Regions from separate parts of the Mus musculus genome. Here regions 1 and 3 are each linked to region 2. Evidence: chromatin loops called from intact Hi-C (ENCODE). Cell type or tissue: gastrocnemius. All regions are shown on one strand. Region 1 holds the start of Tomm5 (translocase of outer mitochondrial membrane 5). Region 2 overlaps 1700055D18Rik (RIKEN cDNA 1700055D18 gene). Region 3 overlaps Fbxo10 (F-box protein 10).

The links. Peaks named below come from ENCODE experiments on the same cell type or tissue, not always from the same donor. Only the 100,000 strongest peaks of a DNase experiment are listed, where the experiment ranks them.
Region 1: a loop joins it to region 2, with 3 times the contacts of the local background. A loop is called at or near these places in 15 of 42 quality-filtered maps.
Region 3: a loop joins it to region 2, with 2.9 times the contacts of the local background. A loop is called at or near these places in 10 of 42 quality-filtered maps.

The regions. Positions count from the first base shown.
Region 1 is chr4:45,105,471-45,110,470 of GRCm38, reverse strand. It overlaps Tomm5 (translocase of outer mitochondrial membrane 5), which reads left to right and starts at 2,358. Exons shown (of 2, transcript NM_001099675.1): 1 at 2,358-2,558; 2 at 4,827-5,000. The coding sequence starts at 2,438. The coding sequence ends at 4,861. In gastrocnemius, a CTCF peak has its summit at 2,257 (motif pointing left); DNase peaks (open chromatin) are centred at 1,767 and 2,317; H3K4me3 peaks cover 2,267 bases; H3K27ac peaks cover 1,831 bases.
Region 2 is chr4:45,013,499-45,018,498 of GRCm38, reverse strand. 1700055D18Rik (RIKEN cDNA 1700055D18 gene) reads right to left here. Exons shown (of 1, transcript NR_166789.1): 1 at 4,148-5,000. Among named protein-coding and RNA genes, the nearest start is that of Polr1e, 2.6 kb to the left of the region's middle. In gastrocnemius, a CTCF peak has its summit at 2,669 (motif pointing left); a DNase peak (open chromatin) is centred at 2,677; H3K4me3 peaks cover 754 bases; H3K27ac peaks cover 980 bases.
Region 3 is chr4:45,079,396-45,084,395 of GRCm38, reverse strand. The region is part of intron 1 of Fbxo10 (F-box protein 10); the gene reads left to right. Among named protein-coding and RNA genes, the nearest start is that of Fbxo10, 2.7 kb to the left of the region's middle. In gastrocnemius, no CTCF peak of the experiment used is centred here; DNase peaks (open chromatin) are centred at 215, 702 and 3,059; H3K4me3 peaks cover 1,057 bases; H3K27ac peaks cover 582 bases.

The sequences.
Region 1 (5,000 bases), 92 kb before region 2:
TCATGCACTCCAAACTATTATGCCCTCAATGACACAAATAGAATTCAAATGCATAGATGATCAGAGTGAGAAGAGACTTTAGAGCACGAAAGAGAGACTTGTCCCTGATTTTGTGAGCAGGGAGAAGCATTGCCAAGAGTGATCTTCTCGGCACTCATGAAGGCTGGACCTCTTCCTTAGGAGTCAGCCCCTCCCCTACCACTGCTGCCTCTGCTTGTCCACTGTCTGAATTATAGATGCAAATACTTACTAAAGCTTGAAGAAACACTCGAGAGTTTTTTACTCTAACCCCAGGGTCTTACACTCTGTCAATCAGGAAGGTGCTAACATTGTCAGTCATTCTCACAGTCAAGTTTTTTTGTTTGTTTGTTTGTTTTTTGGTGTTTTTGAGACAGGGTTTCTCTGTGTAGTCCTGGCTGTCCTGGAACTCACTCTGTAGAACAGGCTAGCCTCGAACTCAGAAATTCGCCTGCCTCTGCCTCCCAAGTGCTGGGATTAAAGGCATGCACCACCATGGCCGGCCTCAAGTATTATTCTTTTGTTTGTTTGTTTGTTTGTTTGTTTGTTTTTCGAGACAGGGTTTCTCTGTGTAGCCCTGGCTGTCCTGGCACTCAATTTGTAGACCAGGCTGGCCTCGAACTCAGAAATCTGCCTGCCTCTGCCTCCCGAGTGCTGGGATTAAAGGCGTGTGCCACCACGCCCGGCTTCAAGTATTATTCTTTTTTTTTTAAGATTTATTTATTTATTATATGTAAGTACATTGTAGCTGTCTTCAGACACTCCAGAAGAGGGAGTCAGATCTCCTTATGGATGGTTGTGAGCCACCATGTGGTTGCTGGGATTTGAACTCCCGATCTTCAGAAGAGCAGTCGGGTGCTCTTACCCACTGAGCCATCTCACCAGCCCTCAAGTATTATTCTTATTTAACCCCAAATTCATTGTTGTTATACAGTGTGCCTGCAAAAAGAGACGTTCTGATATTGGATTATGTGAAAAATTCAGTTGTCCCATTCATGTCTGAAAACTCTAACTTGATTTTCTCTCATCTGTCCAGTGTTGATCAGTTTTGATCTGGGCTCATACTTGCTGTAGTCCAAGATCTTCATTAGAATATTTAAAGATCAGTTACCTCCAAAAAATGAGTGTACAGAAAAAAAATGTGGGAAATGTTAGAATTTCAGTGTCTGGGACACTAGCAGTCTGAGCTCACTAGCTGAGGGTGATAACCTTGACCTCTGTTTTTTGTTTGTGTTTGTTTATCTTGGGATTGTTTGTTTGTTTCAGATTGTCCTTGTAATTACTTTGTAACCCAGGCTGCCCCTAACCTTGCAGTAATTCTTTTGCCTCTGTCTTCTGAGGGCTGAAATTACAGGTGTGAGACACTGTTTCCACCTTGACCTTGAACTCATTCGTTTGTTTGTCTGGAGACAGGATTTTTCTGTGTCACCCTGGCTGTCCTGGAACTCACTCTGTAGACCTGGCTGGCCTTGAACTCAAAGATCTGCCTGCCTGTGTCTCCCAAGTGCTTGAGCCAGCACTGCCCTGACCTTCAACTCTTGACCCCTTTTTTCCAGCAGCCCAGTGCTGGGAACACAGGTGTGTGCAGCACTGTGCTGGCTAGTTTTTGTCAACTTGACACCTAGGAAGCGAAAACCTCAATTGAGGAATTGCCTCCACCAGATTGTCCTATTGGTGAATTTGAGGGTCATTGTGTGACTACTAGTTGATGGAGGAAGGCTTAGCCCACTGTGGGCAATGCCACCCGGCAGGTGGTCCTAACCAATAAAAGTAAGTTAGCTGGTTGAGGCCAGCTAGCCAGTAAAGACAACGTCTCCGCTTGGTTTCAGTTCCCTCCTCTAGGTTCCAGCTTGAACTCCAGTGCTGGCCTCCCTGGATAACGTTAACAGGTTAGGTGAAACACTTTCCTTCCTAAGTTATTTTGGTGGTGTTTATCACAACAGCAACACTATCCAGGGCTTCATGCATCCTAAGAAAACGATTTGGCAAACGAACTTCATTCCCAACTAAGTTGTTTTAAATTTCAAACCTAGGAAGGACAGACTAAAATGTGCATTTCACGAAGTACTGTCTTAGATTCTTCATAAATGTTATTATTATTTATAATGATATTTTTGCACACACCTCCCTACTTTACAGCATAAAACAACTTTACAGGTGGCACTCTCCCGGCTAGGGACCAAAACACAGTCCAGATCCACCCAAGGCTCAGAGACTTAAGGCGGCGGCCGCCCCCTTCAGGTCTCTTTGCTTCAGACACAAGAAGACAGGATGAAATTTTCCCCTCACAGGTTCCCGTCACAGGACAGAAACAAGGGGTGGGACAGGAAGTGGAGCCTGGCTAAGTTCCGGGTGCAGGGCGGCCACTGGAGGAGAGCAAGCTGCTGCTCTCGCAAGCTTTGGAGGCAGAGCCGCCGCAATGTTCCGGATCGAGGGTCTCGCGCCCAAGTTGGACCCGGAGGAGATGAAGCGGAAGATGCGTGAGGATGTGGTCTCCTCCATTCGGAACTTCCTCATCTACGTGGCCCTGCTGCGAGTCAGTGAGTGTCCTTCTGGGCTGTGACCGTGAGGCCACGCGTCCACACCCAACCCTGCACGCGGTCGTGGGGCCTTGAGCTGAGCATCCTGGGGAGAGTGGGGTGCTTGCACGTCCAGGACTGCCCAACTGCGCACACTCTGGGGGTCTGCGGGTCCTGGGGATGTGCCCAGTGCACGTGGTGGCGGAGGACGCGTGGTTAAGTCACCTTTGCTCGCCCAACGTTTGTGCTTAAGAAGCTCCCACGTGTTATCCTCGGAGCAATACCCTCGTTTTGCAAACCTAGAAACGGTCCCCGGAAGGTGGCTGACCCAAGGTCATTTGGCCGTTCAGAGAACGAATACAATTCCGGCTGAGCTCTTAATAAGGTAGCAGGCGCTTTCTCTCTCTGCTTGCCTTTGAAGTACAAGAGATTAGCTTTCTTTATGTTTGTTTGTACAGAGGGTGAAGTAAATAATTGGTTTTTCTTGGAGAATCTCTGAAGCGTTTGATCTCAACATTAACAAAAGTTGCTTGATCTGTGCCACCTCACCCCAAGTGAGAGCTTGAGTTCATAGGACACATACTCAAGGTTAAAGCCATACTGTCAATTTAAAAGTCAGGGGCTGGCTAGGTGGCTCACTGAGTTGCCTGAGCCGGATCCACACGTGGTGGCAGGAGAGAACCAGTTTCCAGAAGTTGTACTCTGACCTCCACACCTGTACCACTTCTTCCTATTGTCCAGTGCTTGCTTGCCTGTGGGAGTCTTCTGGGCAGGGAGAGGCAGGAGCGATTCAAATAATTGAAGAACATACCAACATTTTTAGAAGACTGGAGTTAAGGCCTCCCTCATTTGGGTGCCTCTTTTGCTGTACTCTCTGTATTGCTGGCTCCTCCAGGACAGGACATCTTGGGGGAAATGGAAGCACCCAAAACATCCTGCTTACCCTTTAAACTTTAGCTTTCCCATCCTTCTCTTATAGGCAAGAGCTCTCAAGGAAATGTTAGCTTAGTGCACTGATTTATTCTATTTAATGATTTTTATTTAGAACCGGGCATGGTAGCACACACTTTTAATCCCAGCACTCAGAAGGCAGAGGTAGGTGGATCTCAATGATTTTTTTTTTTTTTTTTTTTTTTAAAGACCAGCCTGGTCTGCAAATGGAGTTCCAGGACAGACAGGGCGGTTACACAGAGAAATCTGTCTTGAAACAAGAGACTTTTGTTATGTGTTTTTCTGCTTGTCTATATGTGAACCACGTGCCTGCAGTCCAGAAGGGGGCGTTGGAATCCCTGGAACTGGAGTCAAGCTGGCCATTAATTGTAAGCTGCCAGGGATGGCTGGATGGCTGGGCTGCTGGGATCTGAACTCAGGTCCTCCTGATTGACCGCAGACACTCTGAACTGCTGAGTCATCTCTATCTCAGCAACGCCACTTGGGTATTCCAGACAGCTCTGTGCACATCATTTATCACATCAGCACAGTAACTGGTGTGATCTGAAGGGCATAGGTGACAGAGTCATAGAGAAACCAGAGTAGGTGTCTGTTCCTCTGCTTGCCTTACACACACACACACACACACACACACACACACACACACACCTCCTAGCCCCTGTTCTCCCAGCATTGGTAATGAAGCCTAATGCCCATTTGATTCCTCTTGCATTTCGTCTTGTTTGGGTTAAAAAGGAATCTGCTCCACCTCCCACCCCCCTCAAGTATACCTTGGGGGTAAAGTCCTTGCCTGGCCCGTGCAAGACCTGGATTTAACTTCCTGTAGTGCAAAATAGGTCAAAGATGCCCACAGTGAAGGGCTGTTGGGGTTACGTACAGCCCTGGAGGAAAGATGCCGGAGTGTGAGGTTGCTTGCTCTTTGTGTGCGATGGTTATTGAGTGACATGGGGGTGGGCAGCTTTGCAAAGCAGCGGATCCCTTCTTGTGGTCAGACACAATTGTTGGATAACAATTTGGAAGTTTCTAGAATCATATTTCATAAAGTCAGTGACATCCACCATCGCCACCACCACCACCATTATAACTGTGCAGTATGGCCTGAGGACTTGTAGAATAAAACCTAATTCAGGGGCTGGAGAGATGGCTCAGTGGTTAAGAGCACCAACTGCTCTTCCAAAGGTCCTGAGTTCAAATCCCAGCAACCACATGGTGGCTCACAACCATCCGTAATGAGATCTGATGCCCTCTTCTGGGGTGTCTGAAGACAGCTACAGTGTACTTATGTATAATAATAAATAAATCTTTAAAAAAAAACCTAATCCCGGGTTTTTCTTTCAGCTCCATATATCTTAAAGAAGCTGGATAGCATCTGAGGACGGGCAGTCAGGTGGATGCATGGCATGAAGACCTGGTGACGGCTTCTCCTCCTGTCTGCAGCTGAATTGGCCCAGAAAGGTGTAAGGCTGATTAAACGGACATATAAACTACTTGTTGAGAACAAGTAGGACTTTG
Region 2 (5,000 bases):
TTTCGTCTCGGACCTCCAGGAGAGCAGCTTCACTTTTGTGTTGTATTGCTCACCGCAGGCTCTAAGCTGTGGGACCAGTCACACCAAAATCTCCAGAACTGTGAACCAAAATAAAAGAAACCGTTCCTCTTTATGAGCTGTCTTCATTTTGTGTTGTTATTGTCGTTTAAGGCCGGCTATCACCATGTGTGTAATCCTGGTTGGTCTGGAACTCATTCTGTGAAACATAATGGCCTCAAATTCACGGAGATTAGACCACCAGCTTTGTCTCACATATTTTGTTAAGGTAATAGAAAAAAACTGACTAATGTAGGGTTTCTCCCTGAGTAATTTCAATGCAGCCACCCAAATAAGAGAGCTAACAGTGATTCAACCATGTAATCTTGTAGTATTCAATTTCCCCAACGGCCTTGATACTGCCTTTTCAGCTAAAAGAGCCTGTCAGAAACCGTGTTGCAGCCTTACACTTGTAATCCCAGCATTTAAGAGCAGGGCTGCCATGAATTTGAGGCAAGTTCAAGTGAGAACTGTCACACATACACACAAATTATACTTTGCTTCTAGCTGTCACAACTCTTTGGTTGGAAGGTTACACTTTCTTTGACTCTACCCAGTGATTTTCTATTGATTCTTTCCAGAAAGGAAAAAAGAATATAAAAGGACTTAGTTAACTAATTAGTCATCCCCCCTTCTGTCAGAATCTTTTCCATACTCAGTTTATTTGAGGTTAGTAATGAATGGTAGAGCCTATTAGAAACATTTCACTTTTTAAATTATTAATTTATTTGGGTCCCAAGAGGGAATGTATGGTAAAGCAAAACTGCTCATCTGGTGGTCAAGGATGAAAGGAGGAAGAAGGGACTGAGGTCTCTGTTCCTTTTGGGCTCAGGTTGTCTTCAAACTCCACTTGTTCTGTGCCTGAGGGTGACTCCCCATCCTCTTGCCAAGTGCTGAGATTACATACACACACCATCACACCCAGCCAGAAAGAAAGTTTATTTCATTTCTTTCACTTCTGCACCTCCAACTCCTGAAAGGTCCTGTAAAAAAAAAAAGTGGGGGGGGGGGGGACCTCAGCAAATGTTGAGTGAGAGGTCTGGAAAAAGCTCAGTGGATAAAGGCACTTGCTACCAAGTTTGATGGTCTTCCTAGGACCCACCTGGTGGAAGAAGAGAGCTTACTCGGTAGCATACATCTGCATGCACACACAAAATAAATCAATGTAAAATAAAATTTAAAAATGAGCGAATGAAGGAAAGGGTAGGTAATAGAGTAGACCAGGTCATCAATCCTTGGAGCCTAACTAAGTCAGGGAGCGCACCTCAGAAATACTAATGTTCTTGCAACAAGTTAGCATAGGGTTTATACATAATAGATACTATGTATATGTTCACTGGCTACATAAAAATGGACACTTGTATGGAAGTTAAGAGGTGCCAAAGAGGGCTGGAGAGATGGCTCAACCGGTAAGAGCACTGACTGCTCCTCTGAAGGTCCTGAGTTCAAATCCCAGCAACCACATAAGCTCTGATGCCCTCTTCTGGTGTGTCTAAAGACAGCTACAGTGTACTTCCTTATAGTAATAAATAACTCTTTGGGCTGGAGCAAACGGGGCCAGCAAGAGGAGCAAGCAGAGGTCCTGAGTTCAATTCCCAGAAACCAAGTGATGGCGTCTCGACCCCTCTCTAGCACAGGGACACTATGGCTTTGCTATTCAAAGCACCATGGTCCTTGAAATGGTGAAATGGCAACATCACTACCTGGGGTTACTCTGTGCCTGAGGGTGACTATGATCTCCCCACCCCACCCCCCCACCCCCGCCAAAAGTGCTGGGACTACATAAATGCACCATCACACCCAGCCAGAACGTTTCTTTCTTTTCTTTCACTTCTGAATCCATCAGATCATCTGGAAATCAGCATGTGAGGTGGGTATAGTTGAAAGTTGGGAAGCTCTGTTACACCAGAGTGGTTCCCTTTTGGGGCACCTCTTTGCCAGGATGGCATAGTCACTGGAAGTCCTCTGCACTGGCTGCTTTCTTACTGGTAAGAGAGTGAGGAGGATTCCCAGAATTACCACAGGCAAGGATGCAAAAGATAGAGATTCTGTCTGGGAAAAAGAAGGGTTACCCATGGGCCAGCTGGGTCAGAATTGTAGTGCATCCCAACGTTGCTCAATTAGCTGACAGTCGTCAAAAATACACGGACAACATACATATATGTATACATTAAATAATAACTGAATTGGGACAGAAAGAATGTTAGGAACCTTTTTCAAGTAGCAATCTAAAGTCAAAAATTTACAGTGGCCTTCTTTGGGATTAAAAGCATGAATTATTAAAAGTATGTAAAATTAGCCAGGCGTGGTGGCACACGCCTTTGATCCCAGCAGAGGCAAAGGCAGGCGGATTTCTGAGTTCGAGGCCAGCCTGGTCTACAAAGTGAGTTCCAGGACAGCCAGGGCTATACAGAGAAACCCTGTCTCAAAAAACCAAACAAACAAAAGTAAGTAAATTTTACCATAAGAATCTTTGCTTCTTAAATTTAGTTTGGAAATTCAGAAACATCTTGCATTCTCTTTGAGTGTGTTTTTAAGAAAAGGAAAATTTGAATTTTAAGTTGGGGGTGGGGCTGAAACTTTTCCTGTTTTCTAGGGCAATATCTCCATCTGCTGGTGTTTCAGGATATTGCCGATGGAGGAGGAAATGCAAGGGAGAGCCTGGTTTGCAGGGATTACCCAGAGCTCAGAAACCAACCATTGTTCATCTTATTTCTCCGCTTCCTTTCTTGCACCAACATCTCTCTCCCATTCTCCTCTTCTGTGTCACCTTGATCTTCTGTCTTCTCCTCTCTTCTTCCTTTCTCTTCTTTCTCAGTCGATGCAGGCTGCCTGAGCAAGTCTTTGTAAGGCTAACTTCAGAGTGGATGGATTTTTGTTTGTTTCCTTTGCACGGAGCTAAATCTGCTACAGCTTCAATCCCTAACTGAAGCTCTGATCTTTGGGGCCATGGAGAGATTAACCATGTTCCTGTGCCAGAGGCTTGCAAAAATCCCTTCTCTTCCTCTTCTTCCGCTTTTTCTTTCTCCTATGCTTTCCATTCACCAGCTTCAACAACTCCTCCCAGCACTCTGTTGTTTCTCACACACCAACACTTAAAAACAGTTCTTTTTCATCCTCTGGGATGCCATACACCACTATACCTAGATCTGATGTCCCACATGCATCAGTACCAATCTGCCAGCAAGCTGCACAGAGCAGAGAGTCCATCCTCAACTCCCCGCCCTACAGACCACTATGTGCTCTTATTTAGTTATTTACTGACAGGGTCTTGGTATATGTCCCTGGCTGGCCTCAATGCACTCCATAGATCAGGCTGGCCTCTAATGGGTCAGTGGAATGTTGGCTTCCTAGTATTTGCCTGATTGTGTTCATTTCCACATATTTATACTTCTTGATAACTTTGGAATAGCAGTAAACAAAACAATAACTTTTCTTTGATAGGTTCTTATTTTAAGGCTACCCTTACACTCAGCAAGTAGCCCAGGTTAACTCAGAACTAGAACTCCCCTTCATTCTTCTGCTGATAGTCAGGATATAGGTGTGTACCCACACTCACAACAGAGAACAACAAAGGTGACTTTGCTAAATTGATGCTTTTAACTTTGTTAATGTTAAGTCACAACATTCTTGCAATATTCTTTAATAAAAAGATGAATTGGGGCCAATGAGGTGGTTCCGTGGGAAAAGGCACTTGCTGTGAAAGATTAGCAACTGAGCTCAACCCCTATAAACATCAAAGCGGAGACAGAAACAACTGCAGCAAGCTTTTCTCTATGTGCTGAGGCACCTGCATGCATGCACATGTGCACATACACACACGTACAACAATAACAGTAATAAATGAAACATGGCAAAAAAATTTAAAATAAAAACAAAGAGCTAGGCGGTGGTGGCACACGCCTTTGATCCCAGCACTCGGGAGGCAGAAGCATGCAGATTTCTGAGTTTGAGGCCAGCCTGGTCTACAAAGTGAGTTCCAGGACAGCCAGGGCTATACAGAGAAACCCTGTCTCAAAAAACAAAAACAAAAACAACAAAAAAAAGAATCAGTGCTTTATATTAAATCTTGTTAAACATATAAGTGTTCTCATTTTCATGACATTTATTAAATCATTAAAACAATTACCAAAATAACACATATTGGATGTATACTAGTATAAAACACAGAAACTATGGATAATAAAATTGTAGTAACCCATAATCTCACATCCCTTTAAGAGAGCCATTGCTAACATTCTGTTTCATCTCTTGGGTTTATCTCTGTGCATATGCACTTTTTCTTCTTTAACAGGGTCTTACTATATAATCCTGCTTGGTCTGTAACACATTGTGTAGACCAGGCTGGTCTCAAACTCAAACTCATAGTGGTCCATCTGCTTCTGCCTCCCAGTACTGGGATAAAATGTGTGAGCTACCACACCAGGTTCTATTTTTGTGTAATTATTATTCTACTGTATTCGGCTCTGTATGCTCTCTTAAAAAACATTTTGTAGTGGGAGTGGATGGTAGAAAAGGGAGAGAATGTCAGGAGCTAAAGGGTTAATCTGGAAAGGAAACTGGGATGAGGGAAAGGGGAGGGTATTGAGGGCATCCTCTTCCCCATTTTAACTGGTCAATAAAGGCTGAGGCCTGTAATTGGGCAGGGGAGGGGAGAGGTGGGAGGTCTTGGAGAGTAGGGACAGGTAGAGAGGAGAAGGGAAGGGGAGAGGACTGAAGAAGAGGAGGAGCAGAACCACGTGGCCAGGAGAAACTGCAAATAGCAAAGGGTCTCGCAGCTGGGGAATAAGTTAGCACAGTGCTAGAGCTGTCCAGTCTAGGTACATAGCTTATATTTATAACTGGATTGTGTGGTTTTTATATGGGTTTATTGGGGTTGGGAACTGGTGCAAACTAAGGATGGATGAAGCCCTAGGAAACCCTATTAGCTTGTGAACCAACTA
Region 3 (5,000 bases), 66 kb before region 2:
GTGCGGGGACCGGGCCTGGGGGCACTGCGGGAGGTGGGGGGCCTCGGCTGCCGGAGCTCCGGGAGAGCTGTGCCCCCGTCCGCCCCCACCCCGGACCCACCCGCGGTCGCCTCCAGCCCCAGGGCTTTGCAAGTGTCTGAGAGAATGAATGCGATTTTGCGGTTTGCTAGCCTTCACCTGGGATGCAGGAGAGAGCGTGCAGTCGCGCACCCAGTGGGTCTGGTTTTAACAAGTCGCGGAGACTCGGTTTCCGCAAATCTTTGAAGGAAGAGGGGACGACCCCCTGCCCGGCCTCCCTCCTGCACTGATGGCAGAGCCGTTTGGAGAGCCAGAACTCCGGAGTTGGTGTTAGTTCCATCCACCACCCACTAGCCAGGCAACCTTGAGCCACGTCGGTGGTGCTTCTGTTAAAAGTAGAGATGATGTAAATGAGCTAAATACCTAATAAAAAATGGAAAAAAAAAATAAATAAATAAAAGTAGAGATGAATTCTTCGGCCCGAGGTTGCTGTGAGGATTAAGCAGGAAACGTTGAGGACTCCTTAGAGAGCACTCTCCGTGTGAGCATTGTTAAAATAGCAATCTAGGAGTCCATGATAGACGTCTTTCTCGCAGTAAGCACACCGTCCTCTGTGAATGTGATTCTGAAAAATGTGTCGTTTTGGCTGAGGAGCCCTCTCCCCTTTCCCAGGCCCCCTTTGCCTTCTGTTTCATATTGGCATGTGAACCTGTTGTTCCTACCGAATGAGTCAGGCAGGATGGGAACGCTAATTTACTTGAGCAGATGGGTATCAGATTCCCTCTGAGGGGAAAGAAAACTGTCAGGCATGTGCTATCACAAAAAAAAAAAAAAAAAAAAAAAAAATACAGTAGGGTGATTGACTGTCTACTGGAAGATGCCTAGGAGCCCATGGAATCCAGCCGTCTCCTGCACACAGAGAAGCTAGACCAAGAACGAGGCCAGGACTTTGATTTTGCTCAGCCATCAACACTGTTGGCCTTGGGTAGTAGAAAGAATGCTTGAGCTTGCCTATGTTCTAACTCAACTGTTCGTTTATTCTGGCAACAAGATCCAGACAATGGTGTCTGCCCCCATGGAGCTGTTTGCATAGCTAGCTATGTTAGTTATATAAAAGTCTGTATGTGCACACACAGGTGTGTGTGTGTGTGTGTGCGCGCGCGCGTGTGCTCACGTGAGTCCATGTCTGTGTGTGTCTGTGCCCCTCTGCTGGTTTGCGGTATGTTTTATGATAACAATAAGCTTTCAGCTCCCAGAGAGCTGGCCTCATAGCATCTGGCCCCAGGAGACCAGCACACAGGAGAGGCTTGAATTGTTTCATGATCCCTGTCAGGTCTCCAGTCCTGGTGGAAGCTTGCTGAGATTTGGAGACGGGAGAAAATGGCACACTTTGTCAGAGCTTTTAGGAAAGGATTTCCTCTGGCTTGGAATGCCTGGATTTCTTTGTCTCTCTGGTCTCTGGCCTCTTATTGTTTTTAGATATCTAAAGAGAGCAGCCCTCAACACGGTGCCTTCATTTTGGTTTCCATGGTTATCAGGGGAATTACGTTTACATGATGGCACCGGTAGCTATTGAGCTGTGTGGCCAACCACCAGTCACTCGTCTGTCGTTCTGGCTTGTTTCGTTTTTTTTTTTTTTTCTTTTTCCAGTTGCAGTGCAGACATATTCTCCCTTTTCTTATTTCCTCCTTTCCTCCTGCTCTTCAACAAGTGACAGTGTGAAGAGGGATGGGATGGGAATGAGAGCCAATGAAATAAAGATAGACATGGGAGAATGTAGAATCCTTTTTTGGCCCATCCCATTGGTGGTGGTGATAATGGTGGCAGCAGTGGTGGTGGTGATGATGGTGGTGATGATGCAGATGCGGAGCTGTGGTATAAGACTAAGGGTATCGTCAGGTGCGAGGGTCAGGTCCGTGGACCTCTGGAAAGATGCAGATGGTGAATCAGCCTGAGCTCGCAGAGGCAGACAGACAGTGTCCTGGGCAACAAGAATGCCTCACCTGCTTTTCAAAGGAGATGAGAGAGAAACGTATTCCTTTAATGGGCCGCAGTCACAGAGGGATTACCACATAGCACAGTAGCATTCGTGCCCTGAGTTTCCATTAATGGATGAGCCGCCTCTCTTTTTTTGGGGGGGGGGGTGGGGGTGGGAGGGAGGTTTTGAGACAGGGTTTCTCTGTGTAGCCCTGGCTGTCCTGGAACTCACTCTGTAGACCAGGCTGGCCTCCAACTCAGAAATCCGCCTGCCTCTGCCTCCCAAGTGTTGGGATTAAAGGCGTGCGCCACTACTGTCCGGCTCGCTGTTCCTTCTCCAAGTCGCCTGTCCTGGGCTTTGTGTGAACGAGCTACGGATTCTCCTGTCAGCTTGGGGATTTGTTTCCCTACTCACCTAACGTAATGGGGTTGTTAACATAAAGGGGCACTAGAGTAACACCTGTGTATGAGCCATTTGTTTCGGGTGAGATGTTTAACCAGTGTGTCTAATCTCTCAAGTTGGCCACCTGACTGACACAGTCACATATTGGTTTATTTTTTTCTAGTATTCTGCCAAGTAATCCAAGGCCTTCATTAGTAAGGATTCTAAACTCTCTGGAGGCTTCTGTTGCCCAGAGGGGTCCTTCTTGTCACTCTCAGAGGAGAGAGAGCTGTGAGTGCTGCACCCAACTGTTATCTCTGACCGCCGTGTGATGTCACTGGAAGAGCTGCCCCGCACAGTCCAAGGATGTGTAGTAATTGCTGCTCAGTGTCCTTTAGGGACCAGATCCCTGTCAGTTAGTCGGATCCCTGCCAGTCAGATCCCTGCCAGTCAGTCGGATCCCTGCCAGTCAGTCAGATCCCTGCCAGTCAGTCAGATCCCTGCCAGTCAGTCAGATCCCTGCCAGTCAGTCTGATGCCTGCCAGTCAGTCGGATCCCTGCCAGTCAGTCAGATCCCTGCCAGTCAGTTGGATCCCTGCCAGTCAGATCCCTGCCAGTGCCAGTCAGTCAGATCCCTGCCAGTCAGTTGGATCCCTGCCAGTCAGATCCCTGCCAGTTAGTCAGATCCCTGCCAGTCAGATCCCTGCCAGTCAGTCAGATCCCTGCCAGTCAGATCCCTGCCGGTCAGTCAGAACCCTGCCAGTCAGTCGGATCCCTGCCAGTCAGTCGGATCCCTGCCAGTCAGTCAGATCCCTGCCAGTCAGTCGGATCCCTGCCAGTCAGTCAGATCCCTGCCAGTCAGTCAGATCCCTGCCAGTCAGTCAGATCCCTGCCAGTCAGTCAGATCCCTGCCAGTCAGATTCCCTCTGGACTCTCAGGTTAGAGCTTTCTTTAGTTCCCAAAGCACCACTTCCTGGGCCTTGAATTGAGCTTGCTCCTAGGCTGACTTCTTCTATCCTTCAGGGGTCACCGCTCGTCACTGAGATTTCCTCCCGCCCCTTTCAAGTCTTTTATCTGAATTTAAGGCCTCCATCGCCCTTCCTTTTCCTATGCTTAACCCGAGTGAGTCCCTTTGGTAAACTAGTTCTGCTTTGTCATGGGGTTTTACCTAAGCAGAGATCCTCAGGAATGGCAGTTTTCAACACGCCACCCAGGTCGTTAGGTACCTCTTTCAGCCTTGTTCTCCCAAGTGCAAAAAGGATCTTCGGGTGATTCTTGACAAAGCATCCATGTGTTCCCAGGCGACTGTTTCCACCTGCAGTCTTAGGTGAGGCAATTGCAAACATCCTCAGCTCACCCCCTGCTTTAGTGGAGGTGGGGCATGCTTGCAATCTCATCACTCTATAGGGTAGGGCAGGAGGATCAAGAGCTTAGGTCCACCCAGGCTTCGTGAGACTTTACTGAAAGAAAAATGAAAAAGAATATGCTCTACTGAAAGCAAAGCGTGTTTGGTATATGCAGTGTTAGGAGTTTGGGAACCAAGGTTTTAAATTGAAGACAAAGGATTGCATCCAGGCAAGGTGACACTATCATCCCAGCTCTTGAAAGACTGAGGCAGGAGGATTTCTTGAGCCTAGGAGTTTGAGTAAGTATGGCAAGATCTCAATCCAGAAACAAACAAAAGCCCGGTTAGGAGGGTTTTTGTTTGTTTTGTTTTGTTTTGTTTTTAATGATGGTTTTTATGTTCTTTCAATTTTTCTAAGAATCAGTATGTTTATTTCACTATCTTTGTTTTGAACATTTTTTTACTCTGAAAGATAATATATACAGATGTGGCACAGATGTATAGTTTGGCAAATAGTAGTGAGGTAAGTCACAGTGTAAACACTGCAGCCTTAAGAAATGGAGTGTGGTCAGAGCTTCCTTCCAAGCCTGAGCTCCTCCCCCAGAGGCTGCCATCTTGACCTGTGGATGGCCGTCTCTTTGTCACATGCCTTGTGTGTGTGCATCTATCTCTACACAGTGCCGTTTAGTTTAACTCCATGCGTGTGAGATCACCCTGTCTGTATCCTGGGTTTTGCTGCTTTTGCTCAGTGTGTCACTGGTGTGATTAGGTCACAGTAAGTTCAGTCAGCAGTGGGTGGGCACTGGGTTACCAAGGACGTTTGCAAACATAGTCTCTCTTTCTTTTTTAAAAGATTTATTTATTTTTATGTATTTATCTGAGTACACTGTAGCTGTCTTCAGACACCCCAGAAGAGGGCATCAGATCCCATTACAGTTGGTTGTGAGCCACCATGTGGTTGCTGGGATTTGAACTCAGGACCTCTGGAAGAGCAGTCAGTGCTCTTAACCACTGAGCCATCTCTCCAGCCCTAGTCTCTCTCTTTTAAATTGCATTTACTCATTTGTTTGTGTAGCGGTAGGAGACTTGCATAAGGTGGGTTCCCAGGATGGACCTCAGATCATCAGGCTTGCCTCCTGACCCTGTCTCTGGCCTTCCTCAGGCATAGTCTGTCATGTATACCAACAAGCCTCCTAGGTTACAGTCATCCAGACGGAATTGCTTTGTCTTTGATGGTGGCTGATTTTGGTTTTCCTTGTTGGTTTGCTTTTTGAGACA